Linked DNA regions of Homo sapiens: regions 2, 3, 4, 5 and 6 are each linked to region 1. The links are chromatin loops, found by intact Hi-C in ENCODE. Cell type or tissue: dorsolateral prefrontal cortex. All regions are shown on one strand.

What was found. A loop is a pair of places that touch in the nucleus more often than their neighbours do. Peaks named below come from ENCODE experiments on the same cell type or tissue, not always from the same donor. Only the 100,000 strongest peaks of a DNase experiment are listed, where the experiment ranks them.
Region 2: a loop joins it to region 1, with 5 times the contacts of the local background. A loop is called at or near these places in 49 of 110 quality-filtered maps.
Region 3: a loop joins it to region 1, with 5 times the contacts of the local background. A loop is called at or near these places in 69 of 110 quality-filtered maps.
Region 4: it touches region 1 in a loop (5-fold over the local background); 79 of 110 quality-filtered maps call a loop at or near these places.
Region 5: it touches region 1 in a loop (7-fold over the local background); 100 of 110 quality-filtered maps call a loop at or near these places.
Region 6: it touches region 1 in a loop (4-fold over the local background); 34 of 110 quality-filtered maps call a loop at or near these places.

Annotation. Positions count from the first base shown.
Region 1 is chr10:122,563,093-122,568,092 of GRCh38, forward strand. DMBT1 (deleted in malignant brain tumors 1) reads left to right here. Exons shown (of 56, transcript NM_001377530.1): 2 at 2,875-2,904. Among named protein-coding and RNA genes, the nearest start is that of DMBT1, 4.8 kb to the left of the region's middle. In dorsolateral prefrontal cortex, CTCF peaks have their summits at 2,775 (motif pointing left), 2,987 and 4,146 (motif pointing right); a DNase peak (open chromatin) is centred at 2,779; H3K4me3 peaks cover 1,054 bases.
Region 2 is chr10:122,701,328-122,706,327 of GRCh38, forward strand. No RefSeq gene overlaps it. Among named protein-coding and RNA genes, the nearest start is that of C10orf120, 4.0 kb to the left of the region's middle. In dorsolateral prefrontal cortex, a CTCF peak has its summit at 2,694 (motif pointing left); DNase peaks (open chromatin) are centred at 1,139 and 2,714; H3K27ac peaks cover 1,009 bases.
Region 3 is chr10:122,340,515-122,345,514 of GRCh38, forward strand. No RefSeq gene overlaps it. Among named protein-coding and RNA genes, the nearest start is that of PLEKHA1, 32 kb to the right of the region's middle. In dorsolateral prefrontal cortex, CTCF peaks have their summits at 2,324 (motif pointing right) and 2,532; DNase peaks (open chromatin) are centred at 2,337 and 4,297; H3K27ac peaks cover 4,876 bases.
Region 4 is chr10:122,432,293-122,437,292 of GRCh38, forward strand. It overlaps PLEKHA1 (pleckstrin homology domain containing A1), which reads left to right. Exons shown (of 12, transcript NM_001001974.4): 12 at 1-53. Among named protein-coding and RNA genes, the nearest start is that of MIR3941, 18 kb to the left of the region's middle. In dorsolateral prefrontal cortex, CTCF peaks have their summits at 3,126 (motif pointing left) and 3,326; no DNase peak of the experiment used is centred here; H3K27ac peaks cover 2,704 bases.
Region 5 is chr10:122,295,849-122,300,848 of GRCh38, forward strand. BTBD16 (BTB domain containing 16) reads left to right here. Exons shown (of 16, transcript NM_144587.5): 8 at 1,920-1,989; 9 at 3,156-3,286. Among named protein-coding and RNA genes, the nearest start is that of BTBD16, 27 kb to the left of the region's middle. In dorsolateral prefrontal cortex, CTCF peaks have their summits at 3,100 (motif pointing right) and 3,310; DNase peaks (open chromatin) are centred at 3,103 and 3,783; H3K4me3 peaks cover 827 bases; H3K27ac peaks cover 2,429 bases.
Region 6 is chr10:122,462,110-122,467,109 of GRCh38, forward strand. HTRA1 (HtrA serine peptidase 1) reads left to right here. Exons shown (of 9, transcript NM_002775.5): 1 at 1-15. Among named protein-coding and RNA genes, the nearest start is that of HTRA1, 3.1 kb to the left of the region's middle. In dorsolateral prefrontal cortex, no CTCF peak of the experiment used is centred here; DNase peaks (open chromatin) are centred at 602, 1,892, 2,672, 4,972 and 2 weaker places; H3K4me3 peaks cover 4,691 bases; H3K27ac peaks cover 5,000 bases.

The DNA of each region.
Region 1 (5,000 bases):
AGGTGGCAGGCACCTGTCAGCTCTGGTCTTCATGCAAACTCTTGAGAAAAACTCAGTATGCCCAGGTTTGTGCTGGGCAGGAAAGGCTGTGGTACCCACTGCTAGCCCCAGCAATGCCCCTCCTCTGCCACTTGCCTGCTGTGGATCCTCTGTGACCCTCAGTTTACTCATTTATAAATGGAGGTTATGTTCCAACCCATGCAGTATCTGGCACATAGACAGAGCCTCAGAACCATTTAGTGTTACTACTCTAGACATTTTCCTCATGTTTTATCCAAAAGCAGCTTCCTAAAAGTAATGTGAGCTCTTGGATTGGATCCTGCAACAGAAAATGAAAAACTGGTGAAATCCAGATAAAGCCTGGAGTAAACTTAGTAGGAAGGTACCAGTGTTTGTTAGCATGAGAATCACTTGAACTCAGGAGGCAGAGGTTGCCGTGAGCCGAGATTGTGCCACTGCACTCCAGCCTGGGTGACAGAGTGAGACTCTGTCTCAAAAAAAAAAATTAATAAATCATTTTCCAGAAGTGATTCTTCTCCCTTCAGGCAATTTACCACCATTCCCACAATGGCAGCTGGAGTAACCTACAGCTATGTGGTTGATTCTTGGAAGACTACAGATTGGTCTCAGTATGTGCAGAAGGGTCTATTCAAAATGTGTGGACACAGCAGAACCAGGAACAACTTCAATGTGGTGTTCCATGCTGTGGATGAGCCTTGTCAAGGCTCTGGCTGGATGAGTTCGACTGCCATGGGATTAGGCAGGATACCTGGGACCTGGCAGTGGGAATTGCATGGTGTCAGGTAGACTGTGTTTAAATGGCCGAGTTTTGAATGGAAGGCTCTCTTAGGCACATCTATCAGCTCGTTCTTGAGTGTGGGAGCAGGGATGGCATGTCAGAAAAGAGGTGGGGATGTTCTGGTACAGAGTTCCCTAGTTTGCTATCTCTGTTGAAAGAATGTTGTGGTTTCTATTGCGAGTTTCTTCTTCATTTTCAGGGATGCATAGCCACATGGTTTCAGTGGCCCCCTTCCTAAGCCATCAATATGAAGCAGGGCAGCTGGGGGAGCCCATCATGGAGCTCATATTCAGGCTGTTGAGGCAGGTGAAGATGTTCTCTGACATACGGCAAGTCCTGTCACTGGCCTGTTGGTTCCATTAGAGAAATTCAAATCTCTGAACTGTGACTGTCACTGCTCTCAGGACCCACATTTACAAAGAATCTGAAGAGCCGGGCATGGTGACACATGCCTGTAGTTCCAGCTACTCTAGGGCTGGAGGCAGGAGGCTCGCTTGAACCCAGGAATTTGAATCTAGCCTGGGCAATAGAGCAAGACTCTATCTCTAAAAATAAAATAATAATCTGATAATTTTGTCAAATGCCTTAATCCTCCTTTTACCAGGAAGTAAAAAGAAAAGGAATAATGAAAGAAAGTATGCTGGAATTGTTAATAAGAATTTAAACATAGCAGACCTTTTTGTATCACATACATTTTGGTATATAAACATCATAAAAGACAAAAGAATACCATCACATGTATTTTTTTTTTTTAGCAAAATAAGATGGTTGAAGTTCTTGTTGCAAAATATCATGTGATGAAATCCCTATCGAAGTGTGTAAGAGTACTGTATTTTATTTTTGTCCTTAGAATTGTATCATTGACCCTGGATTCTTGAATTTGAGAAATTCATCTAGGATATCATCATCTGAAGACTCATAGTCTGAGATTTCTGTTGTACAATCAATTCTACCATTATTAGTATCTGGAGTGCTATATCTTGTCTCTATATTCCTCTTCTGGTTCATCTAATTATTGCAGAAACATCTTCCCTTGTCAGTTTTCTTCTCTTTGCCATCACAAGTAGAAAATGAAAAAATTTGAATTTTTAACTGCATTCAATGAAAGCTAAAAACAGACTATGAAGAAAGTGTCTCCAATCTTAAAAAAAATCTTCTTGAAAGATAATACAATACTTTGGGCATGGAAGAATTATGACTTATTTCACTAGTTCATCTTCCTTCTAGGCAACTTCACCATTCTATCATTTTCTTACTATTTAATAATTGATGAATAATGATGCAATACTTTCTTGGATGATGAAATAGTGAAATGCTTCAAGACATAGGAAAAATAAAATCAGAAGCCAATAATGAATCTTGGATTTATAAAAGGATCTAATGGATCCATATGGTGATTACAAGATAGGATGAGTTTTATCCTTTTTTTTAAATGAATAAATACTCTCTCTGATCTTTGAAAGACCTCTAAAATATATAAAAGTTGTTAAATATCAACACTCACGAGTATAGTTAGAACTGCTCAAAAAGAAACTCAAAAGCTACAGTTGAGTCCGATGGACCTTGTCTGGCCTCACTGAATATAAAGATCCAGGGATCTCTAGATTTCCATTTGCTTCAAGATGGAATAAAATGTTTTCAGGTTATGAGTCAGAAGGAACAGAATATCTGACATTAACATATTTTCTTCTTTAGGGGTCATCTGAGTGGCTGTTGTCAATGCCAGCTATACTCAAATTTCAGACTGGACAACGAGCTTAAGCTGTCTTCTCTTGTCCAGCCCTTCTTTCCAAGCATAGATTACATCCTGTCACCATAAGCTGTAGTGTTAGGGGCCTAGTAAAGAGACATATGCTTCATTACATCTAAAATGATTGAGCTCCTCATATCCAATCCACTTGCTTTAATCCGCTATTGCAGAATTCATTTAGCAAGAACGTCGGGGACACACAAACCCAAGATTGAGCCACAGCGCCCTCTGGTGTGATTGTACGGTGAAGCTAAAGCCAATTTCTGTGACTTGTAGGAAATCATTTCTAAACAGTGTTTCTAAGACGAATTTGTGTTCTTTCCAGGTGGGTGGATCCCAAGGACTACAGACTACGGTAAGACCTTTTCTTCACTCCTCTTCCCTGGTGGGGTTGGCCAGTTCTCCTCTGCTACTGTTGGCTAGTTGAGGCTGAGCACAGCTGAGGTCACAGAGCAAACGCCTGCCTTGTCGAATGCAGGAATGCCGGGGGGACAGGAGACGTGCGTGCCAAGACCTGGGGCATGTCTCAAGTGCACACTCGGCCAATCCCAGCTGTCATTCTCCTTCCTCTTGCTCTCTGACTCTCAGTCATTTATCAGATGAGGTTAGTTTCAGTTTGGTGTGAGGAGAGATAGTTGAAAATAAAGGTCAGTACCTTTTCTTTTTTTTTCTTTTTCTTTTTTCTTTTTGAGATGGAGTCTTGCTCTGTCACCAGACTGGAGTGCAGTGGTGCAATCTCAGCTCACTGCAACCTCCGCCTCCTGGGTTCAAGCAATTCTCCTGTCTCAGCCTCCAGAGTAGCTGGGACTACAGGTGCGCACCACCACGCCCAGCTAATTTTTGTATTTTTAGTAGAGATGGGGTTTCACCATGTTGGCCAGGATGGTCTTGATCTCTTGACCTCGTGATCCACCCACCTCGGCCTCCCAAAGTGCTGGGGTTACAGGCATGAGCCACTGCGCCCGGCCTACCTTTTCTTTTCACTAATAATGACAGGTATCTTGAAGATAACTAACATCTACCAAGCACTTGTTATATACCCTGCATAAAATGATTTTCATGTATGAAATGAATTGATATATTTTTAAAAAATACTTAAAATACCACCTGGCACCTAATAAGTGCTCAACTAATGCACATAGTGAGTGCTATTATCATGAAATCTTTCCAAGAACACTTTGAGGTAAGTAATACGATTATACCCATTTTGCAGATGGGAAAACCAGGGCACAGTTAGCTAATTTGTCAATATTTCTATGTCTAAGATCATGTGTCTGGTGAGTAGCAGGGCAGAGATTTGAGGCTAGGATGGGTGCCTCCTCTTACCCCTGCCCTGGTCTTTGACTTTGGCTAAATGTCCCTGCCTCTCCAGTGAGAATGTGCAGAGAACTTTGTGCCCAAGTTTAATTTTTCAGGGCCTTCCATGTGTTCACTTAGGATGACTCTGCTCCTGGGCCCTTGGCCTTGTTGAGGTCAGTCCCTCCCCTTCCAGGACATGACTTGAGAGATCCAGAAATGGCCTGGGAAAGGCAGATTTCTGACCAACACAGAGCAAGGGAGAGGCTGAGGCAGGGAGACCGAGCACTCTCCTGGAGGGACCATTCACAGGGTGACCAGGAGGGGGCGCATTGCCCTGCTGCACCTCTAGGTTCATCTCTGATCCAGAAGAGTTGCAGATGGCATAGAAGGTAGGGTGTTTTGCTCGTAAGAGGGGCCCTTCCGAATAAGGCCTCAGGTCTGAACAGGCATCTCCATGGATTATGTCCCTGAGACTGGGGAAGGACAGAGCATGGGAAGTCCAGAATGTACTTTGGGGATACCCTGAAGATGGTCCAGCTGGCCTTTCCTCCCTCTGGGAGGAAAAGCAACCTGCCCCCTCCCTTTGCATCCCATTCCAGCCTCTCACTCTGTGACCACAAGTTTCTCATAATCTCAAACTCACCATTGAAAAGCCACACCCAGGATCTGGCTCCTACTGTCAGGACGGTGGGCTGCACCCCTCAGGACCTGTACCTATTTTCCTCACACCATCAATACAGCTTACCCCAGTGGGTGGTCTAGTGGCATCACGTCGGGCAGGAACATGGTGCTTATTGACTTCCCAGCATGGCCAGCTCCATGGTGGGAAGCAGGCTCAATTAGCCCCTCCCAGGAGAGGAGGCTGGAAAAGTAGGTCGAGGCTTGCTCTTGGACTTGATCCTGATGGGACTGGAGAGTGTACTGAAGCATTTTGAGCAAGGAATTGAATTGAATATATTTGTACTTTCTAAAGATAAAACTTGAAAACCACCTGGAGACCAGTGAATCCTCTTAGTATAGAAATGGGTGCAGAGTAAGCACTCCATCGATGCTGATTGAATCAATGAATGTGGATGGACTAGAGAAAGGAAGAGCAGACACTGAGGATTCAGCTGGGAGGAGGCCAGGTTCAAGGGGATGAAGGCTTATCCC
Region 2 (5,000 bases), 140 kb after region 1:
CAGCAGAGGGCCTCTGAGCAGTGAAGAAAATGCCTTTTGCAGTGCATTCATTGACTTTCCCATGTGTCCCACACTCAACTGCTAATTAAGTGACCTTGAGCAAGCCATACAACACCTGGCACATCATATGCATTCAACAAATATTTGTGGAACAATCGATGGGATTGTTGGACTCCAATTGATGGAATATCGTGTACCCATTAAAAATTGAGTCTAAAAAATTTTCTGTAATATGACATAATGGGATGCAAAAATAGGCAGAATATAAAACTTATATAGGGTATAATTTGGATGCTGTAAAAATACAAATATGCAAGAGGAAAAAAAGACCAAAAGGAAATACACAGTGATACTAAGGTTACTTCAGGCTATGGGCTTGTGGGGATATTCCAGGGCTGATGGTGCATCAGCAGCCTGGTCAACTCCAGATATTTAGATGGAAAAGTTATTGCCCTGCCACAGCAGGTACAGACAGGTAAAGGTGTCATTGTCAGGGTCCAGCTCCTCCAGACTTCAGAGAAAACGAGGGTGAGAAAGGATACACCTGGGCGGGGTGTCACCACAGCCATGAGGCTCTATACTGTGGGAAAGTCTGCTTTTCTCACACCTGGTTCCACAAACTTCTGCTTTTAGCTCACTTCCTTCTCTCCTTCTCTTTCATTGTCATTCCCAGGCTTTTTGCTTTTGTTTTCTTTTACAGATATTTCCCCTCAATTGTTTTTACATTAGGTTTTATTCTTGACTTTTACCTGGTTTTGTCCTGACTTGTATTCATAGACATCAATCTCATCTCCTGGTCCATTTTCAAATTCTCTTGAACTGCCTTTCACATCTGTCTTTCATCTTTTACTTCATGTTTTCTTTATTTCTTTGTCTTGTAGACTTTATCTTTTATACATATTTCATTTATTCTTAATATTTATAATTAATATTTGTACACACACACATACACACATATATATAAATATATATACACATATACATATATACTAATCATATGAGAGAGAGATTTATTATCTATTATTTATTTTAGGGAATTAGCTTACATGATTACAGAGGCTAGCAAGTGCAAAATCTGCAGGGTAGGCTGGCAGGCTAGAGGCCCAGGAAGAAGTCAGTGTTTCAGTTCAAGTCCAAAGGCCATCTGATGGCAGAATTGCTTCTTGCTCAGGAAAAGTCAGTCTTTTGTTCTATTCAGGCCTTTGTGAGGCTCATCCACACAATGCAAGGCAATTTGCTTTGCTCAAACTCCACCGATTTAAATGTTAATCTCATCCCAAAACACTGTCCCAGAAACATTCAGAATAATACATCATACCAAATACCTGGGCCCCATGGCCTAATCGAGTTGGCATATAAAATTAACCATGACACCTACTTATAGTTCATAGGTTTTTAATAATTTGTTTAAATGTATTATAGTTTTAAAATATCAGGCTTTTCGTTTCTATACATAATTTTACCCATTATTGAACTTTATATTAACAGATTCACATAGTATGTGTTCCTTTGTGTCTGCTTTGTGCCCCTTCTTATGAAAAAAAAGTTACAATTCTCTTACTGATATGCTTGTACATTCCTTTTTATTGTTGTTTAGCATGATGATGCTATGATTTATTTATCAGTCATCTGTTGCTTACAGTTGGGTGGTTTCCGATTTGGGGAGCATTCTTCTACATGTCTCCTTGGGATTACGTGCATGCTTTTCTCTACCAATTCACATTCCCACCAGTAGTGTATGAGAATCCCTGTGGATACTCATCTTGCCGATACAGGTAGATTGGTTATGGTATCTTGGATGGTTTTCATTTACATTTTTCTGGTTAGAAATAAAATTGAACACTTTTTCTATTGGCCATTGAGATTATTCTTTGTGAAATGTCTATTCAAGTCTTTTGCTCACTATTTTCTAGTTTTTGTTTTCTTATTGATATGTTAGATTTCTTTATATGTTCTTGATATAGGCCCTTTGTCAGTTAAATGTGTTGCATATACCCACTCCTACTCTGCAATTCACCTTTTTACTGTCTTTAAGGTGTCTTTTGATGAATGGAAGTCCTTATTTTTATACTAGCTGCACTCTAATTTATCAGCCTTTCCCTTTATGGTTAGTGCTTTCATGTCTTGTTTAAAAAATCATCTCCTACCTCATGATACTCTCACATATTATACACACACATATACACATACACATACACACACATAGATACACATACACACATGCAAATACATACACACAGACACATACACACAGAGAGATACACACACACATACACAAATGCATACATACACATACACATACATATACACACATATACACACACACACAAACACACACACAGACACATATACACACACATATACACATACATACACATACACACAGAGACACATAAACACACACACATACACATACACACACCCAGAGACACATACACACATTCACACAGTGATATTCTCCTATGTCACTCTCTAAAACCTTTGATATTTTTTTCTTTTGAAGTTTGTTAACGTCTTATCCTCATTTTATTAACTTTATTTTTCCACCTTATTTTCTTTTAAGCATATTTTGCAACTTATTTTTATAATGGCTATCAAAAAGTGTGACGGTGTGTGAATAAGTCATACACAAAACCCTGGGGACTCCTCACCCTCTGGCAGCTGCCCCTGCAGCCATCCCTGGGCTCTGGCTCCCTCTGGTGGATCTTGCAGAGGCTGGCTCTCCAAAGACCCATCGGCCATCTCCCTCTCTCCAAGGCTGAGTCTATGCAGGTAGCCGCCTTGAAGCGTGGAAATGGTGCTCCTTCTTAACATTGCATGAGATCCACACCTTGTATAAGGAGCTGTGCTCTTTAAAATCGTAGTCTCCTCTACAAAACCACCAGCTCAGGGCACACCACATTCTGGGAAGTGTCCTCTAGGTCAGTGCTTCTCAAACATTAATGTGCGTGTGAATCTCCTGGAGGTCTTGTGGAAATGCGGAGTCTGATTCTGCAGGTCTGGGCCAGGACCTGCACCTCTAACAAGTTCCCAAGAGAAGCAAAGTTGTGACTCTCTGTGTAGGTCACTCAATAAGAGGTGATCCTCAAAGCATGTCCCTGGGCCAGCGGTGGCAGCAGCAGCATCACCCAAGACATGCAGACTGTCAGGCCCCATACAGAACTACTGAGTCACAATCTGCATCTCAGCCAGTTCCCGGGTGAATGGCAGGCGTGGTAAAGTGTGAAAGGAATCTGGCCCGGGCAATGTTCTCATCTGCTGCCTGTGAAGGATCAGACAATGGACAGCCTGTGCAGAGCACCTGTGGACAGAATTCTATGGGTTCCACAGCAAAGTGCCTCAGACGTCCCGGTTTCCAGGCTGAGCCTTCACCCTTCTTGGCATGAAAGGGTCCTTTGATGCCTAGTTTCCTCAGTCTCCTTCCTTTCGGCACAAGGGTTGAGGAGACCTGGCTCAGTCAGCCTTGTTCCAAACCATTACCTAGGAATGGGGTCAGCTGTGCCTCTTTGAGGAGCCTCTTTTGAGAGGTTCACCCAGAAGAGTGAGACCCAGGAGCAGGAGAGGCCAATTCTCATTTAGCCCTCTGGGAGTGGTTTCAGCCACAATGAGGTGTCATAAGCTTGATCTTTGCTTCTTCTGTCTCTCTTAGGGGAGCAGATTATTAACTGGGGAAGTCAAAACCCTAAAAGGGTGATTTTCATCAAACTTCAGATTCTAGTCAACAATGCTGACATTCCTGCCCACATGTGTCTTTTATTTTCCCCCAGAATTTCTGCTGGGTTCTTTGCAGGCCCTACCAACAAGCACTTTCCCTCTGAGATGGAGTCTGTCCCAGTGGGGGCCAAGCAGATGAAAAACAGCATCAGGGCTCATGAGGAGAGATCTTCTCTAGCCTCCCTTGGCCAATTAAATGGAGATCATTGTCCAACACCATATTATCTTTCTGAAAGGAGACCTTGGGAATCCCCCTGTGGTTGCCTCTGCTGCTATTAAAATCCACTGAAGGGCATGAGGAATTCTTTTTTGAAGTACAGGAGGGCTTGGGTTCTTGAATTTGGAGAGGTAATATGGTAGGCGTTCATCTTCACGGTAAGGCCAATAGATGCACATTTTAAGAGCCAATAGGCTCGGCCAGGCACGGTGGCTCATGCCTGTAATCCCAGCATTTTGGTAGGCCGAGGCAGGTGGATCACGAGAACAGGAGATCGAGACCATCTTGACCAACATGTTGAAACCCCGTCTCTACTAAAATACAAAAAATTAGTCAGGCGTGGTGGCAGGCACCTGTAGTCCCAGCTACTCGGGAGGTTGAGGTAAGGGAGTCGCTTGAACCCCGGAGGTGGAGGTTGCAGTGAGCCGAGATCATGCCACTACACTCCAGCCTGGCAACAGAGCAAGACTCTGTCTCAAAGAAAAAAAAAAAAAGCTCCAAAAAATATGTCTCTAGATGCCTGAATTTTCTCTTTAGAAATGTGGTCAGTTGAGGGCACAGAATAAAACCCTGAGGTATTAGTTGACTTTTCTGATGGGTTTTGATGCCATGATCCTAATAAAGAGATACTAGAGTATGATGGTCAACAGCATGGGTATGAAGTCACTGGCGTGCTAGTAAATGTTAACAACCGGCTCTCTGAATGAAGTTGACAAATGTAGCAAATAAAAATACAGGGCATCTGTTAAATTTGAATTTCAGATATGTCTCATTTACTTATACAAAGAATTTTTCATTTTTATTGAAAATTCAAATTTAATTGGGTATCCTGTTATTATCAGGCAACCCTATTTCTGGGGGGGGATGTGAGCAGAGGGGTGCCTCTCGCTACTTGCCAGCTTACTATCTCTTTTTCTTTTTAACATTAATGCCTATGTCATTCTTTTCCTTCCAACTTTTATTTCAGATTCAGGGGGTATGTGTGGGTTTGTTATACGGATAAATTATGTGTCACAGGGGTTTGGTGTACAGATTATTTTATTGCCCAGGTAATAAGCATAGTATCCAA
Region 3 (5,000 bases), 220 kb before region 1:
GAGAGCTAAACAGGATGGCAGGGTGTAGTGGCTCATGCCTGTAATCCCAACACTTTGGGATGCTGAGGTGGGTGGATCCCTCGAGCCCAGGAGTTCAAGACCAGCTTGGGCAACATGGTGAAACCCCATCTCTACAAAAGATATAAAACTCAGCCGGGCATGGTGGTGGGCAGCTGTAGTCCCAGCTACTTGAGAGGCTGGGGTGGGAGGATCATTTGAGCCCAGGCAGTTGAGGCTGCAGTGAGCTGCGGTTGTGCCACTGCACTCCAGCCTGGGCAACAGAGCAAAACCCTGTCTCAATTAAAAAAAAAAAAAAAAGAAAAAAAAAAAGCAGGGAATGCGGGGGAAGTTAAACAGGATAACAGGATGATTTCTTTCATAGCGAGCACAGTGTTTGCGGAGGAAGGAGATGGTGTATTTGTTTCACCTTCAAATTGCGGGGCATCAGAAAAGTCACTTGTCACTTACCTTCCATGACTGTCATTTTCTTATCTTTAAAAGGGACATAAACTTACCCCTCTGCCTCCCTCTCAGGGGCTGTGAGCCCCGCAGGCAGCACTGTATGTAAGGCCTCTTTATGGACCAGTCCCTGTGCAGACGCCTGGGGGCTTGGTGTTACTGGCTCAAGAAAAAATGCAACCTTGTGGCATTTTACCACAGTTCTGTAGGATAACAGGGATGACAAGAACTAAAAACACTGACAAGCAAATCTGCAGATGTCTAAGAGAGGAGAGGTTGTTTGGAAGCGTCTCTGAAACATGAATGATTGCCCGGTCTCTAGGGGAAACAACGGTTAGGTATTTGAAATACGTAAACTCATGCGCCAGGAGTTTGCAAGAGTGGGAGAAACTTGCCAAGGAGCGATGCCAAAAATGTGTCTGTAAGGTGAGCAGTAAAGCAGAGTGGGGAATGTTAGGGAGGGGCTGGGGCGGGCAGGAGGAAGGCAGCCCCAAAACCTGCGGGGGGCTGGGGTGGCAGGAGGAAGGCAGCCCCAAAAGGAAAAGGGAAGGATTGAAGGATTGGGCTGCCTCCCCTTCCTCTTGGGCAACAGGAAGGTACTAGAGACAGTAGGACTTGGAGTGTCAGGGAGGGGCCCTGTGATGTCATTTCCACCTCCTAATTGTACAAGGGGGAAATGGAGCCCCAGCAAGGTGGAGTAATGATTCTGGTGGGAAAATGCTTGGTAAGCACCGTCTCACTGAATCCTCCCGACCCCATGAAGTAGGTGTATTTTCCATGTCTGATAAGAAGGAAGCTGAGGCCGGGCATGGTGGCTCACACCTGTAATCTCAGTACTTTGGGAGGCCAAGGTGGGTGGATCACCTGAGGTTAAGAGTTCAAGACCAGCCTGGCCAACATGGTGAAACCCTGTCTCTACTAAAAATACAAAAATTAGCTGGGTTTGGTGATGCATGTCTGTGATCCCGGCTACTTGGGAGGCTGAGGTGGGAGGATTGCTTGAACCAGGAAGGTGGAGGTTGCAGTGACCTGAGATTGCACCACTGCACTCCAGTCTGGGCCCAGAGAAAGTAAATTTATTCATCCAAGTCTCCTCAGTGTGGCAGAGTTGGGAGTCCAGCTCAGGCCTGGCCACAGGCCTATCTGTTTCTATTTCCCCTGATGGCCCACTGAGAAGAGTGGAAATGTTTTAGGGTGTTTCATTCAAGTATTTCTTGAACACCTATCTGTTCAAAAGCAATGCGCACGGAGCATATGCTACGCGCCTGGCTGCGGTGTGCAGGGTGTGCCTCATATGATATCTCATTCGATTATGATGGGGACTTGAGCAGGGGCAAGGGTGGGAGAGTGGCACGTACCTGGGCCTGGAAGGATGGGGGGCTGTCCTTGTAGGTGGGGATGGAGGGAAACGGTACACAGGTGGTGTTCCAGCCTCATGGCTCTAGGACTGAATATGCATCTGAATTACCTGGGACTTTGTGCTTGCGCAGATCCTGGGCCCCGGCTGAGAGAGGCTGATTTTGAAGTCTGAGAGACACTCAGAAATCTGCACTATAACAGGCTTCCTGGGGGATGCTGATGCAGGGTGTCTGTGGATCACATCCAGAAACTGATCTGTGTGTCAATTCCACAGCAGGGTTTCTTACTGTGCTCCATACACCCAATTGTCTTCCTTACCCAGTGCCAAAACAAAATCCAAACAATAACAAAAAACCTGTGAATTGATTTCACCACACTGGCTGATTCGAAACAAAGCAAAACTGATTTCCTAGAATATGAAATAAACAGAACTTAGTAATGAGGCCCCTCCTGTGGGTGAGCCATAATTCACAGTCCACCCCTTTCCACTAGGGGGCATGGTCCACCTCAAAAATTTTAGTGGCAAAAATTTGCAACCTAAAAACTCGTTTTACAGCAGGGAGTCCCCTTGCTTTGTGGTTGAAAGTGGAGCTGTTCGTCCTGGGAGAGGCTCTGTTTATCCAAACATCCACAGTATGCACATCATAAAATCTCTGAACTTGAGAAGTGTTAGTCTTGAGACAAAAAAATCTTAAAATAATTTTACAAGCTTTTCTTACAAGGGAGAAATTCGTAGAGATTCAAGGGAGAACTTGAATTTTAAAGCCCAAAGTCCCAATGCCCAAAGCAGTGGCCATGAGCACTGGTTAACGAAACCTCTTATGTGCCATGTCTGAAACGCCTCGTTCACTTCTCCTGATGCCCTTCTGGCTCACCTCCTAGCCGCTCACCTCCTATCCCCTCCCCTCCAACGGGGGAGATGGCCCTGGACTCATTTGGTGCACACCAAGTCTTTCGGGTTCTAGAGTACAACTGACCTGGGTTTGAGTCTCAGCGCTGCCCCTTATCAGCTGTATGGCCTTAGGCAAGCCATCTAACCTCTCTGAGCCTCAGAGACTGATCTGAGATAGGCAATCAAACTCATGGTAAAAATTAAATAAGTTGATGTTTTTTGTAAAGCACCTACCACATAATACGTGCTTTATACAATTTATTCCTTATTTTTTCACCCTTATTGCTTGGAGTCAGGGAGTACTTGTTGAAGGTCAAAATGGTTGCTGTGCGATCTTGGGACAGTCCCTTTTCTTTCTCTGGGCCTATTTCCCTTTATGCAAAATGAAAAGGTTGACCCAGGTGCTCTCTGCAGTCTTTCCAGCTGCAATCATCAGATTCTCAAATTCTGTGAATACGAAAGAACAGATGTGAGTTGTTGAGCCTGTGAACCAGAAGGAGGAGGATCTGGGGAAAGGAACTGTCTTATTTTCCCGTGGGCTCATCAGAATGGGAATGAATTGGAAAGAGTAGGAGAAGGTTTTTCCTCGCCCCTCTTTATAGGGTTTTGCATCCGGGAGACTGGAGCATCTTGTAATACCGGGGAGGAGAGAGTTTGTTCTTGCTCTTGTAAGCCTAGGCTACTGTTTGGGGTTCGCCATGCTGTTGGGGAGAAGAGTGAGCTTCCCAGGGATGACCTGGGTACCAGAAGTCCCAGGCCCTGCTTGCACACGGGGGTAGGTGTAGGATATGGGGAATTGGGCCTCTGGGCCCTGAGGCCTTGAGAGCTGGCGGGTATAGAAGGAGGTTCTCCTGGAGGAGAGAGAGACAGAAGAAACCTCTGTGAGACAGACCCTGAGGGCAGCACCAGCCAACTGAACTTTCCGCAATGATGGGAATGTCCCACATCTGCTCCATCCGATGTGGTATCTGATGTGGTATCCGATGTGGTATCCGATGTAGCCGTTAGTCATGCGTGGCCTTTGAGCACTTCAAATGGGGTTGGAGCTAACTGAGAAACTGAGTTTTCAATTTTATTTCATTTTAATTAATTTAAATTTAAATTGCCATAAGCTTAAGTAGAAGAAGCAAGGTAACGACAGCACCCAACATGAAACCAGAACTGGATGCTTCCTGGCTTTGCAGACTCTCTAGGGTTCCGAGCCTCTCAGTCTCTTCCCAGGCCCCCGATGAGTGGAGCCTCAGTGGCAGGCTGTGCCCATGCCTGTGGCTCAGCCTGAGGCCACCTCAGACTTCTTTCTGGAGAAAGTCGTGCTGTGGAACAGGAAGGTTCCCATGCTGGGGAAGCGGAGTTCAGCTCTGTATTGATATTATTCTTATCTTGCTCCTTCTACTTGCGCTAACCACTTAAATTTAAATAAATGAAAATGAAATAAAATTTAAAATTTCACTCTTTGTCACTCTAGCCATGTTTCTTTCTTCCTTTTTTTTTTTTTAACTCCTCCTTGCAGAGGAGCACTAACTCACAGGCGGTGTGCCCAGAGTCGGCCAAGCCGCGTTTCAAGTGCTCCGTGGACTCAATGGCTAGTGGCTGCCCTGTGGGCTTGGCAGATGTGGGACAAAGGGCTCCTATGGCTGCTCCTCATGACTTTGAGCTCTGTGACTTTGAATGAGTCATGTGACCTTTGTGCTTTCATTCCTTGACTTTACTCACACCACAGATTTACAGTGAGCTGCTGCAGGCCAGGCTTCGGGTGAGGTTGTGAAGGTGAACAAAACACACAGTCTCCGCCATCTCAGAGCCTACAGTGTGTGGGGAAAGACAGTTATTAGTGGAATATGCACTAAAGAATGCCTGTGTGCCCTGAAGAGCACAGTTGCCTGGAGCACTGTTTCCAGAGAGCATAAAGCAAAGAAAGCTGACCTAGATCCTGGTGTGGGGATCAAGGCCCAAGGAGAGCCCTCCCAGGGGAAGCAACGCTTACACAGAGAGCTGAAGTCGGAGTGGGAATTGAAACAGGTTTAGGTGAGGATGTAGAGAAACGACTACTCATATGCTGCTAGTGGGAGGGTGAAATGGTGCAGCTGCTTTGGAAAACTGGTGGCTCCTCAAACAATTAACGTACAGTACCATGTGACCCAGCAATTCTCACCTCTAGTTACATACCCCAGAGAAAATGAAAATATATGCCCTCCCAGAAACGTGAACACGAATGTTCGTAGCAGTATTATTCACAACAGGCAAAACATGGAAATTAGCCAGGAGCGATGGCGTGCACCTGCAAAAGGGG
Region 4 (5,000 bases), 130 kb before region 1:
TTATATGTCAAACTGGTTGAACACTGTAATGAGAATAAACTGCACAGAGTTTATTCTGACTTATTTCTCATTTTGTTTGGTTCAGCCCTTGTGTGATGAAGTAAATACAATGATTAGGGGTGTGTTTGGTTAATTGACTTCAGTTTACATATTTAAGGACAGAGTAATTATTTGGTCATCTTTGCAAGAATAAGAAACTTCAGATCTGTGAATTCTTAATGCATCCCTGCATGTGAAATTATAGAAGGAAAAATGATTTTTTTTTGATAGGGGAAAGAACTTGCTTATTTTTCTTAATTAAAAAACATGTTCTCAAAAGCAGAATTATCATATGTTAGCCTCAGAGCATCGTGTGGATCATCTGGGCTGCTCACAGTGCTCCATGATTATTTAGACGGCATGATGTAAGGCGGAAAGCAGAGGGCATCTTAATCTCCGGGTGGGCAGTTGAGATGCACTCAAAAAACTATGTCGGGTGTTAGAGGCTGCTCCTTGCAAACGTTCCCTATTGGTGATAAATATTCCACGTCTGTTGCGGTGAACACCATATACAGGGCCTAGTGCAGTGCTTGGTGCACTTGGTAAAGCTTAAATACTTCTCCAGTGAGGACAAGGCATTACTGTAGAATGTGTGAACTTCCCACATTAGAGAAAAGTGTATACCTATTTGTTAGATAAATTGTACTTTTGAATTTCTGGAATATTCTTTCCTTAAAGCAACTTGCCTTCAATGATTCGAGATACCTTCTTTTGCTTGTTGTGTCTAATCCATTGTCAGATCCTGCTGCTTTTCCCTGGCATGTTCATACCTTGTTCTCTGAAATTCAGCCGGGAATGACTTTGAACCAGTATGTCTGCTCACCTATTCATGTCCTGTTGGGGCTCTCCTGGACTACCCTATTCCTGTCATTGTGCAGAGTAGGTATCAAAGTAGACATCTTCATCTGTTGCCTTTTCCTGAAAAGCTGAATGACGACTTAAAGATCAGCTAGGCCAAGCCCCCACCATCAATGCTAACTGAGATAAATTGAGACCCCAGAAAGGAGGAGGATTTGCCTGGCCCATGGGGCACGTTAGCAACGAAGCTGTAACTGTTGGCTTCTCACTGTACTTGGGAGCATCATTAGGATCTGTGCCCAGGGTGTAGCTAGAGTAATCCAGCCAAATATACCAGGTTGCTTCCTAATAACCTATGGCATTCCGCACCTCCTCTCCAAAACACATAGGCTTAGTGTTCTTTTTTTTTTTCTCAGTCTTTTTCTGAAGGCCATTTGTTGTGTGAAATGGCTTTCTTCATCTTAGACCTTCAGATCTCTGTTGAATCAAGTGACTTGTGAATGTCTAGCCATGCAACAGCAGCTCACGTACTTCCTGTGTGTGTTCTAATATGCTGCTGCTACAAATGGATGGAATACATTGTCCTAGAATGCAAGGACCTTGAGGTTTGTGTCTGCGTTTCACCTGTTAGGTTTTCTGTAGTTCTGTTAGACGATGGATATGTTTATGTTTGATACCCCTTTATTGCAGCATGTTCAGCACTTTCAAAAAGGAGAGCATTTAGTATTTGGTTCTATTTAGGAAGGGCTTTTAATTATTTCCAAGAACTTATCTAGGTTTAGCAAATGAAGCTTTAATTTTTTTAGTATGTCCTACCTATTTTTCTGAAATATTATTTTCTTACCAAAAGTGCCATTGCGTGTGTAAGCCATGTTTTCTTGTTCACGCCAGCCATGGGAGGTGATAATAGCCTGGGTAACAATTTCAGTCATACTTGTCCAGGAGCCTGCTTCCTTGAAAGTGACTGATGTTCCGGTGTTCCTTTCTTTCCCATTGGGTCTTGGACACCTGATTGTTACCATGGTGTTTGTCCACTGCTGCTATGGTCTTGTTGATGCTGCTCCAAATATGTAGCTGTGTTTTCTGGATACATAATTTTTATTTAAAGCTTATTCCTGGACACATTTTGTCCATTTTTGAAAAGATCTAAACTAATTTGACTAGTAGAATTAGGCTAACAATACATGGTTCAAGGAAAAATACTGCCTTTTGTAATAAAAGTTTCTTCTTGCCTAGTGTCTCATTGGTCTGAATATAATGGCTGTCTTAGACCCGGCATCCTGGCGCCTGTCTTCAACTCTAGTTCTGCCGTATGTGACTTTAGGCAAGTGTGTGTGTTTCGGAACTTCATTTTCTACATTATATAAAATGGAATTGGATAAAAGCTACATCTGTCTTGGTAATTATTATTATTAACTGATGCAACTTTTTTTCCTTTGAAAAGTATTTTTTTTATTATTTAAGTTTTAGGGTACATGTGCACAATGTGCAGGTTAGTTACATATGTATACATGTGCCATGCTGGTGTGCTGCACCCATTAACTCGTCATTTAGCATTAGGTATATCTCCTAATGCTATCCCTCCCCCCTCCCCCCACCCCCCAACAGTCCCCAGAGTGTGATGTTCCCCTTCCTGTGTCCATGTGTTCTCATTGTTCAATTCCCATCTATGAGTGAGAACATGCGGTGTTTGGTTTTTTGTCCTTGCGATAGTTTACTGAGAATGATGATTTCCAATTTCATCCATGTCCCTACAAAGGACATGAACTCATCATTTTTTATGGCTGCATAGTATTCCATGGTGTATATGTGCCACATTTTCTTAATCCAGTCGATCATTGTTGGACATTTGGGAAAAGTATTTTTAATGTTTTTATCCTAAACCCAAAATAAGAAGGGAAAGCTGTAAACATTTTTGCTTTAACAAAAAGGAAATCCCTTTCTTAGCTTTTCTTTCACTTCTAGTTGCAGTTCAGGAATTTTCTGTAAGTGGTGCTTGTACCTTTATCAAAAGTTCTGTTAACAGTTGGTGAGGCAAGAAATATTTGTATCAAAAATGCAAAGATATGACAGCTTAATACCAGATCTCAGTGTTCAGAAGTTTAGTCCATATAGGATTTGTGTATGTTATCTATTTTTTAAATGATTAAATTGTATGTTTTAAACCTCAAGTAAGACACATGTTGAAAATATGGCTGAATTGAGGCTAGCATTTACAGTTTTGATTGATGAAATCTGTATTTTTTGATACATTTAATAGTGCCTTACTGTGGTATATTCATGTGGTAATAGCGCCACCTTCTGGTTATATCATTGCTAAATTTAAAATTTGGAAATTTGGAGTCTGTTTATTGCCTCCATCGTAGAAAATTAGATAAGATATGTGATTGCCTAGGATAGTTTTGAAATTAATATAAAATTCAAACTAACATTTACAAATTATAAATTTTTTATTTAGAGATGATTGTAGGTTCACATATAGTTGTAAGAAATAAAACTTTCCAAACTTTCAAAATGGGGAATATTTAGTATTTGGTCCTATTTGGAAAGAGCTTTAATTATTTCCAAGAACTTACCTGGGTTTAGAAAATGAAGTTTTGGTTTTTTAATTATGTCCTACCTGTCAATTTCTGTTTCTGTAAGAAATAATGTAGACCCACACGCCTGTAGTCCCAGCTATTCAGGAAGCTGAGGCAATTGGAACACTTGAGCTTAGGGGTTTGAGATCAGCCTGGGCAGAATAATGAGACACCATCTCAAAAAAAAAAAAAGAAAAGAAAAAGATATTGTGTACCCTTTACTCAGTTTCCCCCCAACAGCATCTTGAAAAACTAATACAATATTATAACCAAGATACTGACACTGATACAGTCAAGATGCAGAACAGTTCCATCATCACAAAGGCCCCTCTTTGTTGTTCTTTTTATAGTCACATCCATCTCCTATTCTGCAGGTTTGGAAGCAGACTTAGCCACTTGTCCAGAGTCAGATTAGGCTTGAAATGTATCTTTCTGATACCAAAGTTTGGGCTCTTAACACACTACTTCTACTGTCTCAGTAGAAGTCTTGAAAACTTCTCTTTTAAAATAGTACTTCCAGATTACTAAATGAGTTGAATTCAGTCTGTTTTCAACATTTCTAGAACCATACTATTTCAAATGACATATTATTTATACATACCTTTAAATTTAACATTTGAGAATCAATCATAGGTACGTATCAAATTACAACTTCCCTGAAAGATTTCAAGCCCTGACATTTGATAAATAAGGTTACCAGAATAAATAGTAAGTAACAGATTGAAATAGCTTTAAGATGCTGGATTCTTGCTTTGGAAACAGCTATAGGGCCTGGTTATAAAGATAATCACTTGGTATAGGCTAACAGGTTTTTTCCATGTGGAGAAGCTTTGACCTGATGGAGTTGGGTCAATTGGTGTCTTCAGTGTACGACATGCAGCACACAGGAGACCTAAGAAGACGACAAAGATGTCCACGAGGAATCTGCCGAAAGAAAATATAAAGTAATATGTGATAAAATCTAGCATGGAAAACTACGCATCAGAGACTGAGATGGCCCATGGGTGATGGTGTGGGTAAGATAAGTGTTGTGATGGAGAGGGCCTTTGGGGGGTCCCATGAGAGAAAAAGGTACTTCTAAGTAAAAGCCATGTGACTTTATAAATTTCTAAATGTTGATTCAGGGGTCCTAAGTGATGGAGAAAGTTTACATTGTTCTCTTAAGGCTCCATTGCCTCTTTCCCTCCCGAACTGTGGTATGTATACCTCTAATGCACGTTTTCTTTAGTGGGGAGGAAAGGAGGGGCTGTGGAGAACTTTCCATGGTCAGGAACTTACATCAGCCTTTTTTTTTTTTTTTTTTTTGCCTGTCTTTGGTACCTTATCTTCATGTTATGAATGTAACCTATTCCCTGTGGAAACATTTATTATTATTTCCAAATAGGGCCTTTGGTCCCAATGGCGTCTGTTTCTTTTTGACTTCTACATACGTCATGCTCACGGTCTTGGTTCGTATTGTCACTCATGCCATTTTTTCTTCCCATTTGCTTTTTGCCTGTCTAGTTTGAAGGTGGAAGATTTTCCGATGAATCAGATATGGCAAGTGAAAGGAAGTGAAGAATTAAGGGTAATGACAAGGTTTTC
Region 5 (5,000 bases), 270 kb before region 1:
TGCCTTGGCCATGACCAGATTATTTATTCACTTATCATTTCTTACCTTGTTCTAGTAAAGGCTTTGAGTGGCTTCCATGAATACATGAAATGAAGCCACAGAACACCAATTTTCTTTTTTTTAAGGAGGAAGAAAAAGATGGAGAAGCTACCATTGTATACTAACTCTAATAACCACACTTTTTTCCTAAGATAGGCCATACATTCAGCTCTGAACTTGCTAGCGGCAGATAAAAAGGGAAACTTGATCAGTGATATTCGATGCAAACTAGATAACAGTTTAAAAAACAATTCACTTGGGAGAAGTACAACTACTATTAGTATGAAAACTGTGGATGTCTTCAGCAGATGACCCCAAGCAACCTAATGGTCAATGTCCTCAAGAATGTCTGTAGAGTAAATGCAATAATAAATCTTATAATGTTTTTTTCTTGGTTTTGGCAAAAGCGGCACACCAAAATGCAACTCAGTAAAAGCTACTCTCCAGGGATGTGGTTGTTGGTGGTAACAAGACCCCATCTGCCTTCTGGTCTGGCCTTATGGAAGGATACATTTTAGAATAAGTGCAAGAGGTACTGGATGTCCTTTAAGCCTCTGCCCATGAGCGGTGTGTATATCAACTGAGTTTAGGACAACCATTGAGTCATAATGAGTTTAAGGTTGTGCTTCCGTATGAGATCCCAGTGGCTACTCTCGGGTGCCCTGCTCAATGAAGTGAACATACTTCAAAGCAATTTTGCTGCAGAGAGGTTAGTATTAGCTGTGAAAGTTCAGTCACTGAAACATCTGTGACCCTACCTGCCACATAGCACGTCTACCACACTCCATTCACCTCGGCTCATGCCCTCCTTGGAGGGAGGCAAGGAACCAGGTAGAAGGAAGTCATGCAAATCAAAGCTAAGGGATTATGTGGAGAGGAGCAATCAGGGAGACTTCCAAGAGGAGGTGATGCTGGAGCTGAGCCCAGACGAACTACAATAGTCAAAGAGGGAGAGAGAGGGGACAGTGTGGAGCAGTGTTAAACAACGGCACTGCAGCTGTGCCAGCCCTGACATTCCTTCAAAGTGTGGCACCTGCTCCTGCCCCAGGGCCTTTGCACATGCTGTTTCCGCTTCTTGGAATGCTGGTCTTTGAATCCCTGGCCTGGCCTGTTCTTTTTCCTCCTCTTTCAGGTTTTAAGTGCCTCTCTTCTGACTTCTGGTCACTTTTCTGATTTAACCACACTAGGCTGAAGTCTCCATCATCTGCCTTCCCATCACACCTTGTTCTTTAACTTTTTAACCCTTAACATGACTGCCAAATGTGGTTATCTGTCTGAAAGTTGACTTAACATGTCACCTCACTGGCCCATCAGTTTTGTTCTTTGCACACCAAGGACCTCTCCAGGTGCCTAGCACACGGTATGTGTTCAATGAATAGATCCTTCATGGGTGGGTGAGCCAAATCAACAGGTCCTAGTCATGAGCTCGCAGAGACCTTCATCTGAGAGCTGCTCTTTGATTCCATTTGTGCACAGAGAGGAATGGGACTTGAGGCCCCTCTGGTGGCACCATAAGGGTCTGTACAGGAAGACAGTCCTCAGGCAGGGGGATGACCAGATGGCTATGTTGGCTAAAATCAAACCTCATCTCAGCACCTGGTGGCACTTCAGCTTTGAGCAATAATCCTTGTTCCCTGCTATAGGGTTACTTTGTTTTCTCCTGAAGGATTTGATTTCTGGCCTCATCTCCCAGCCCAGAGCTATTTCTAACAAGCCATGTTGGTCTTGTCCTCTGGCCAAATGTCCATACCCCTAAAGCGAGGCTCCCTTCCGTTCAAAAGTCTGCTGCTGTCCTGGAGTTGAATGAGAATCTCTGGGACTTTCCGCTTCTCCAAAAGCAGTGTGGGGTTCCTCCAGAAACTGCAGTTCTCTCTCTCCAGGTGCGTGGATGTGATGATAGCCAGACTCAAGCCAAGCACCATCAAGAAATTCTACGAGGCCGGCTGCAAGGTGAGAACAACCCAGACGGGGCACATCGCCCCTTGGGGGGGCCTTCAGGAGCAGCCTAGATGCTGGGATTTTACCCACCAGGCCTACTTCCCCCCAGAATATCTATTTGAAGTCATCAAATATTTTATTTTGCCACATGAACACATTTGTGTGTTTTTTTTTTTAAACCATCATTTTATTTTTTTAAAGGATGTTTTAACACCAAAAAAATAGAAAGACTTTAATCTTAGATGGGGGAAGAAGCAGCATAGCCTTTCTCACCGAAACAGCCGAAGACCTTCCAGAACATTCTTGCTGGAGTTGTGAGGTCTAGATTCACCTGGGTCTAATCAGTGTGTCAGGGTTAGGAATAAATGATAGAATCCAACCTCATTCTCAGAGGAGAAAACAGAGCCAAGGAGGGCAGCAGCCTGCCCAGGGGAACCAGCTGGGTCCAAAGCCCAGGCCTCCTGACTTCAGCTCTCTCTGTATGGCCACCAGTGACCTGGGGGGGGATACCAAGCAGCATGCCACAGTTCTCCCATCATCGCGTCCTCCCCTTCGCCCCACTGGTAATTCCAAGGCCACTTGTGGTGGAAACTGCATCCTGGTCAGCATTTCTCAGCAATGCTTGGGCTGCAGAAGGACCCCAGGCCCAGAAGCTATTCGAGGTGTACTGAAGCTCTCTCAAGGTCCCTGGCTCTAAGACGCCTTTTCCACTTTCTCTGCCCTTCAATTCCTGCTTTTTGGGTGTGTTCATAGCCTCAGAACTCCTGCGAGGTACACCCCTTGGGCCCTCCATGATCAGCCACTGACTTGAACTAGTGGGCAAAGCCTATGGTCAGGTTGCCTGGGTTTGCATCCGGCTCTGCCACTTACGAGTTGTGTGACGACAGGCAAGAGCAGGAACCTGGGAGCGTCAGTTTCCCCACCGGTGACCTAGGGATAACAGTGAACCCACCTCATAGGTTTTCGCTGAGGATTGATTTAAATCAACTGAGTGCAGCGCCTCGAGCATAGAAAACACTTAGAAAAGGTATCTGCTGTAATTCATGTATTTTGTAGAAAAGGTTTGAGCGCCTCTGCAGTGACTCTCCCTCTGAGCACACGTGTAGTGTCGTCTCAGGCCAGCAGAGGGTGCCAAGAGCTCAGGACTTCCTTCATCAACTGGCTTTTTTTTGTCTTAGTACAAGGAAGAGCAGCTCACCACCGGCTGCGAGAAGTGGCTGGAAATGAACTTGGTTCCTCTAGGGGGGACGCAGATCCACCTCCACAAAATCCCACAGGACCTGCTCCACAAAGTGCTGAAGTCCCCCAGGTCAGAGCTGGCTCCCAGGGTGCGGCCCCTGAGAGGGGGATGGGAGAAAGTAGGGGCCAGGCTGGGGAGGGAGGTGCTCTGATGGAGGCTGCACCCCCACCTTAAGCTTCCTGCCCTCCTGGACAGCTGAGCCTTGGCTGGGGCTGGAACTCAGGGTGCTGTGTGTGGGGCTGGGGAGAGGGCTCCCTTCTCGCTCCTTCTTGTGGGTAGGAACCCTCTGAGTACCTGCTGTCTCAGGTATTTTCACCTGGGTGCGAAAAATGAAAGACTTAATTACCTAAGTAATTTTTAGAAAAAATCCTGACAACATCAATGCACATTCATTTTAGAAAATGAAATCTCTCACCCTAAATCAGCTTACATCTCCGGCGCTGGCACCTCTGCTGAATAACTCTACACCCACGTATCTGATCGCCTGCTTGACCTCTCTGACAATTAAGATTAAAAGCCATCTCTCGGTGCCCCTGCCCTGTCCTGCACCCCAACCCTGCCCCCAGTGTTCCTCCACCATCTGACTAGCGGATCAAGCTAGACCCTTGATAGTCCTGGACGCCACTTTGACCATACCCCAACCCTGAGGTCATTTCTACTTCCAAATCAAGTCCAGCGCTATGGGCCTCGCTCCATGGGTAGCAGCCCCAGCCCAAGATCGGAGGTCCAATGTCTCTTATTTTGGACCAAGGTGACCTCTAACTGTCTTGCTTCTGGTCTGGACCCCCTTCTAATCGCATCTCTAGCCAACAGCCTTTGCCTCTGGTGACCTGGCTCCTTCAACTCACACAGCATAAGTGCAGCCACGGGGCCCCCCCTGAAACTTCCCTGATGAACACCTCCCCATACCGGGCCTTGGTTCATGCCCATCCTCCTACCTGAAATGCCTGTCCCCTGCCAGGCTCCTTCTCCCTTACAGAAATTCATGGAGATGTTTCCCAATGCCGGGCTTTTTAGGTTATTTCTAATGTTTTACCAATATAAATAGCACACTGGTGAACATCCTTCAACATTTGTCTTCATCTCAGATTCTTTCCCACATTAAATTCCTAGAAATGAAGTTACTAAGTCAAAAGAACTTTCTATTTTGTGTTAGTCTCTTAAACATTTTTATTTGAAAATAATTTCAAATTTAACGTTGCAAGAATAATGCATAGAATATATACAATATATAATGCATAGAATATATGCAATAATGCATAGAATATATATTCTATGCAAAGAATATTTGCATAGAATATATACACAATAATGCATAAAATATATAGTTACACCCAGTACTGCCAATCACCCTAGAGTTCAATTTCTGCCCTGCTTGCTATATCATCTGCGTCTCTACGTGTATCTACATATACACTTGTTTTTTCTGAACTATTAATATTAGGGAGTAATTTGCGTTTATTAAGTTCCTTTACTCCACATGCTTCAGTGTTTATTTCCTAAGAAAAAGAATTTTTGAAAAATATAACTATAGTGCAGTTATCAACTTTAAGAAATTTACATTGATGTAATACTTTAATGTCATTTGCCCAATACTGCCTTTTATAGCATTTTTTCTTTCTTCAGTGCTGTTTAGGACCACTTAGTTGTCATATCTCTTTAGGACTCTATTTAAAAGGATCTTGGTACCCATTTCCAAGTTACCAAAATTTTATTACCTCTGAGTAAATTTCAAAAGTGAAAACTAAATTATGCTGAAAATCCTAGTAGAATATTAGAAAAT
Region 6 (5,000 bases), 100 kb before region 1:
GAGCCTGCGGCCAAGGTACTCCGCCGCGCTCCTGGGCAGCTCCCCACTCTCTCCATCCCAGCTCGGACCTGCTTCTGCGGGACTGGTGGGCAGGTTGAGGGGCAGCGAAGCGTTGTGGGGTGGCCAGGGCAACTCTCGGGGACAGGCAGGTGGGCCCCGGGGTGGCGGATTTCCGCGGGCTGCCTCGGAACCGAGCTTCGCGCCCAGCCCGGGGCCGGTTCTGCGCCCAGACGATGCCAGTACGCCCGGCCTGCACTCTGGGGCTCGAGACGCCGGGCGACCGGCCATGGAGTGCCCTGAGGGCAACCACACAGCGCGGGGACCCCAGGACAAATAAGAGGAATGGGGGCATAAAGGAAGGAGAGAAGTTCAGGACTGGGAATTGGCGCCTCGCAGAGCGGCTTCAGGACCACAAGAAGTCATTTCGGTTGCTTTTTCTTCTATTTACGTCCTCCGTCCCCTTTAAAATTCACTGCTTTGATCACGGGACCGCTCAGTGAAAACTGTATGTAACTCTTTTGGAAAGGAACAGTGTTTGCCGGCCCGCCCCGGAGTTTCTCCAAAAAGTCTACCCCGAGCAGGGAACGGTTTGGCACCGCTCTCGTTTCGGCGGCGTTGCTGCCTGTCTTGCTTTCCTCGTTTTGAGCCAGCCCTACAAAAATGAAAGTGGCTCCTTTTGAATAAGCTGAATCGGGCTTTGGATCACGAAATCTGCAGAGGCGGAGAAGGGACCGGGTTAGTGATGAGGAAGAAGTCTACCCCTCTGTTCCTACAGCCGCACACAGGACCTGTTCTGGCAGGGGAGACGGTGGTGATGGGGGAAGGAGTGGAATGGAGCAATGTCTAACTCTCTCGCGGGACCTTCCGGAGAGATGCTCCTCATCTTCAGGCAGAGGCCATGTGGAAAAATAATATCGAGTTCAGCAGCGGCCAGCCCCGCGTTGTAGGAACCAGACAGCGGGGCTTGGCAGTGCGCTTGGGCGCAGCCGTGCCGCTGCTGCCGGACCCCAGTGCTGCCTCCTCAACACGGGCAGTGCCAGGAGAGGGGCATAGGGGAGCACAGTGCAGAGGGACTGGTCTAGAGTTTACTTTATAGGAATATGGTTCGGTGTGACCAACTAGGGCTTAGCATAGTTTGGCTTACGTGGACGGGAAGATGCCAGAGCCGAACTGGGTGAAATTCGAGATTGCGTATTTCACCAACACAGGAGCACAGCCCTCGGGAAACTCAGCCTAGTCAGGCAGTAGAGAGTTGTCCCGGAGAGAAGTGATCCTGCAGACTCGAGAAGGGGCATGATGATAGCACACGTCTGTTGAGCACCCAGTCTGTGTGCCGGGTGTGTTACCTCTGTGACCTCATTTGGTCAAACGAGGAGGCAGTTGCTCCTCTCTCTCTCTTTTTTTTTCTTAAGAGACAGGGTCTCCCTCTGTCGCCCATGCTGGAGTGTAGTGGTGTGATCATGGCTCACTGCAGCCTCCGACCCCTGGGCTCAATGATTCTCCTGCTTCAGCCTCCCAAGTGGCTGGGACTACAGGCGGATGCCACCACACCCAGCTTCTCATTCCCGTTTTACAGATAGCGGAGCTAAGGTTGAAAAACTTGCCCAAGGTCATTCAGCTGGAATTTAAACCCAGACAGCCTCATTCAGAGGAGTCAGCCCAGCACTTAACTCCAAGGGTGTGGGAGAGGGGTCAGGTGCTGTAAATTTCCTGGTGGGCTGGACGTGCATCCCCCTCAGAGCTGGGAACAGCATACACAAAGCCTAAGACTTGTTTGGAGGTGAATAGATCAGTGTGGCTGGGGAACGTTTTGGGAGGGCAGCAGGAGTGAGCCAGGCTGGTGGCCCAGAGTCCCAGGGCTGAAGAGGCTGGCTGTGCCCCGTGCCCTGTGCGCAGATGTTCTTGAACTGGAGCAACTCAAAGCCTAGTGTAGTGTAGGGCTGACCTAGCAGTGGAGTGCGGAATGCATCCAGGGTGGAGAGTTTAGACTACTGCAATAATCTGGGTGTGAGGCGACAACATTGAAAAAGCATGTTTTTGTCCAAAACAAGCCAGCTGTTACTGGTCTCGCTGTTTGTGGTCTCATCGCACGGGGTCCTGAGTTGCTGGCACCATGCGAGCCGCCTAATTTATTGCTAGTGAGGCAAGTTGCTTAACAAGTTTTGGAGTTGGCTGAGTCCCTGTGTGGAGGAAAACAGGTCCCCCATTGGCCATCGGGCTCACAGCGGGCCCCCGGTGTACCAGTGAGGGGACAGCCACAGAGGGATAAGCATGGTGGCTTTGAAAGGAGGGAGAGACAGAGTGGGTACAATGCTTTTCTTATCCCTCCCTCCTTCTTTTGCAAATATTTATTGAGCTCTGTAGGGTGTCTGACACCGTTTGCATGTTTGTCTGTCTGGCACATCGGAGGTACTTGGTACGAGTGGATTAGTGAATGAATAAATGAATGAATGAAGACAAACGGGAGGTGCTTGCGATACACAGCCATTCTGTTTTTCCTTAGTGGAAGGCACTGCTTTGCTGCGCCCCCTCTCTGGATCTCACACTCCACCCTTGACTTTTCGGAGGTGTTTCCGAGGACAGGCGCCTGGGAGCCAGCAGACTTCATTCAGTCCAAGCCAGGCTCCAGGACTCAACAGCTGGTGCCCACGGGCAGGTCACTTGACGTCACTGTTAAATGAGGTGAATTGGCTGCCTGCTCTGGCTGGAAGATTGGCGGGAGAGTCACTTTAGCTGCCATGGACATGAGCCTTTTCTAGGGGTGCCACTTGACTAGAGGCCTGGAGTTGGAGCAAGTCATACACGGATCTGGAGACAGAGCTCTCGAGGCAGGAGCGGGTGCTGCGATTTCAAATATTATAAGGTGGCTTTGTCTGGGGCAGAGCATGCCAGGGGATGAGAGGTAGAAATGTCATCAGATCAGGGGTCCCCAGGGAGGTGACTAGCACTTTGGGTCACAGTAGATCTTTGGATAGAGGAACATGTCACCATTCAAAGGAAAGCACTTTCATCTGTAAGCTGTTTATTGAATAGACCTCAGAGAACATCTCTGCTCACCGCTCTGGAAATGAAGGCAAATCATCTATTTCAGAAGTCAATGCACTGGCAGGGTTTGGATGGGAAAGTATACAATTCAGCTAGAGAACAAAGATCTGTCATCTCCAGCTGTACTGGTCAGATGATTACAAAAAAGAAAGGAATTGAAATACTAATAGGGTACTAATAATGAGGGCTAACATATATGTTGTGCTTATTCTATGCCGGGTGCATACTAATTCATTTGATCCTCCGGACAGTCCTATGAGTGAGTGCTGTAGTCTTCCCTGGGTTACAGCTGGGCAGCTAAGTCACAGAGAAGTACCTTGCTCAGGACTGGTGGTCCCACACAACTGGATGGAGAGCCTCGTTCATAACCACCATGCTGTGCTGTTGACAGAGCAACAGAGATTTTAAACCAACCCCAGCTAAGCCCCAGCTAATAGCTGAAATAAACAGGGCTCCAGATGGCTGTGGCTTAGAGATGGAACAGGACAGATCACAGCCTTCACTCTGCAGGCTCAGGAGCCTGAAGACAAGGTTGCCTCCAGTTGCCGTCAGTGCAGCCCTCACTAAAGAAAAGCAAAAAGAGCCGAGGGACTGTAGGAAGGCTGTTTCCAAGCCAGAGATCCAGACAAACTGCTCTTGAAGAGAGAAAGCCCTTCCAGATTCCCCCATGTCCCAAAAGACCAGCCGGGATTCCGGACCTCTGCTAAAACATGGACAAGAAGCCAGGAACGAGACCTGAAACAGACTTCCCAAACAGCAGAAGCCTCATCCATTTCTCCTGCTAGTACATCCTCCAGGAAAGCCCACCCTACTCCATGCAGCAGCCCAGACAAGCTTGGAGGTCTGCAAGCTGCAGGGGTGCCCAGAAACTCCACCCCTGGAGGTTTTTAGGATCGCCTGCTCCTGGTCTCACCCCAGAGCCTCTAAAGGCAGAGGCTGTATGTACATACCTGGTGAAGAACCAAGGGCTTAGATGGTTGCTTTACTTCTTGGAGCCCTGGAATGTTTGTAAAATTTACTTTTTTTTTTGAGACAGTGTCTCGTTCTGTCGCCTACGCTGGAGTGCAGTGGCGCGATCTCGGCTCACTGCAAGCTCCACCTCCCGGGTTCATGCCATTCTCCTGCCTTAGCCTCCAGAGTAGCTGGGACTACAGGCACCCGCCACCACGCCCAGCTAATTTTTTTGTATTTTTTGGTAGAGACGGGGTTTCACCGTGTTAGCCAGGATGGTCTCCATCTCCTGACCTTGTGATCCGCCCGCTTTGGCCTCCCAAAGTGCTGGGATTACAGGAGTGAGCCACTGCACCCGTGCCAAAATGTACTTTATTTAGGTGACTCTTTCGTGGGAACCTCAAACAAGCAATCATTGCTAGCTGAGTGCTGACCCTGTACTGAGCTCTGGGGAGACAGGGTTGAATAAAACAAAGTCACTGCCCACAGGTAACTTATATTCAATACAATGGGGGAAAATACAATCACTGCTTCCCTGGGGTTGTATTTTTCCATTGTTAAAGTGGGCAGTTTGCTCGAGAGTCATTTTCACTATTGGCAATTCAAATACACCTTTTGTCAGTTAAAAAACAAGTGTGCCAGGGACCTGAGCTTCATCTTAGGGCAGGGTGGGTGGAAACATTTGTGAGTCTCCAGCTTTTAGTCACCTGAAACTTGGAAACTTGGAGGTCTTTTGAGCAGTTTATGAGTCTCTGCCTGCTCTGGTCGGCTGCCTTCTTTTATTGCTCTGTTGGTTTTGCTAAAGAGTTAAAATATTAAGGCTTCATAAAATTAGGAAGTTAACAAGCTCAAAAACCAAGTGTTTGAGTTACTTCATTCCACTGAGAGAGCTGTAAATGGGTTGCATTGGAACTTAAAATAACTGCATTGAGTAAGTGATGGTGGCGGGCACCATGAGCTAACTGTGGTCAGAAGCCTGATGGCCTCCGCTTTGGGGCTGGATT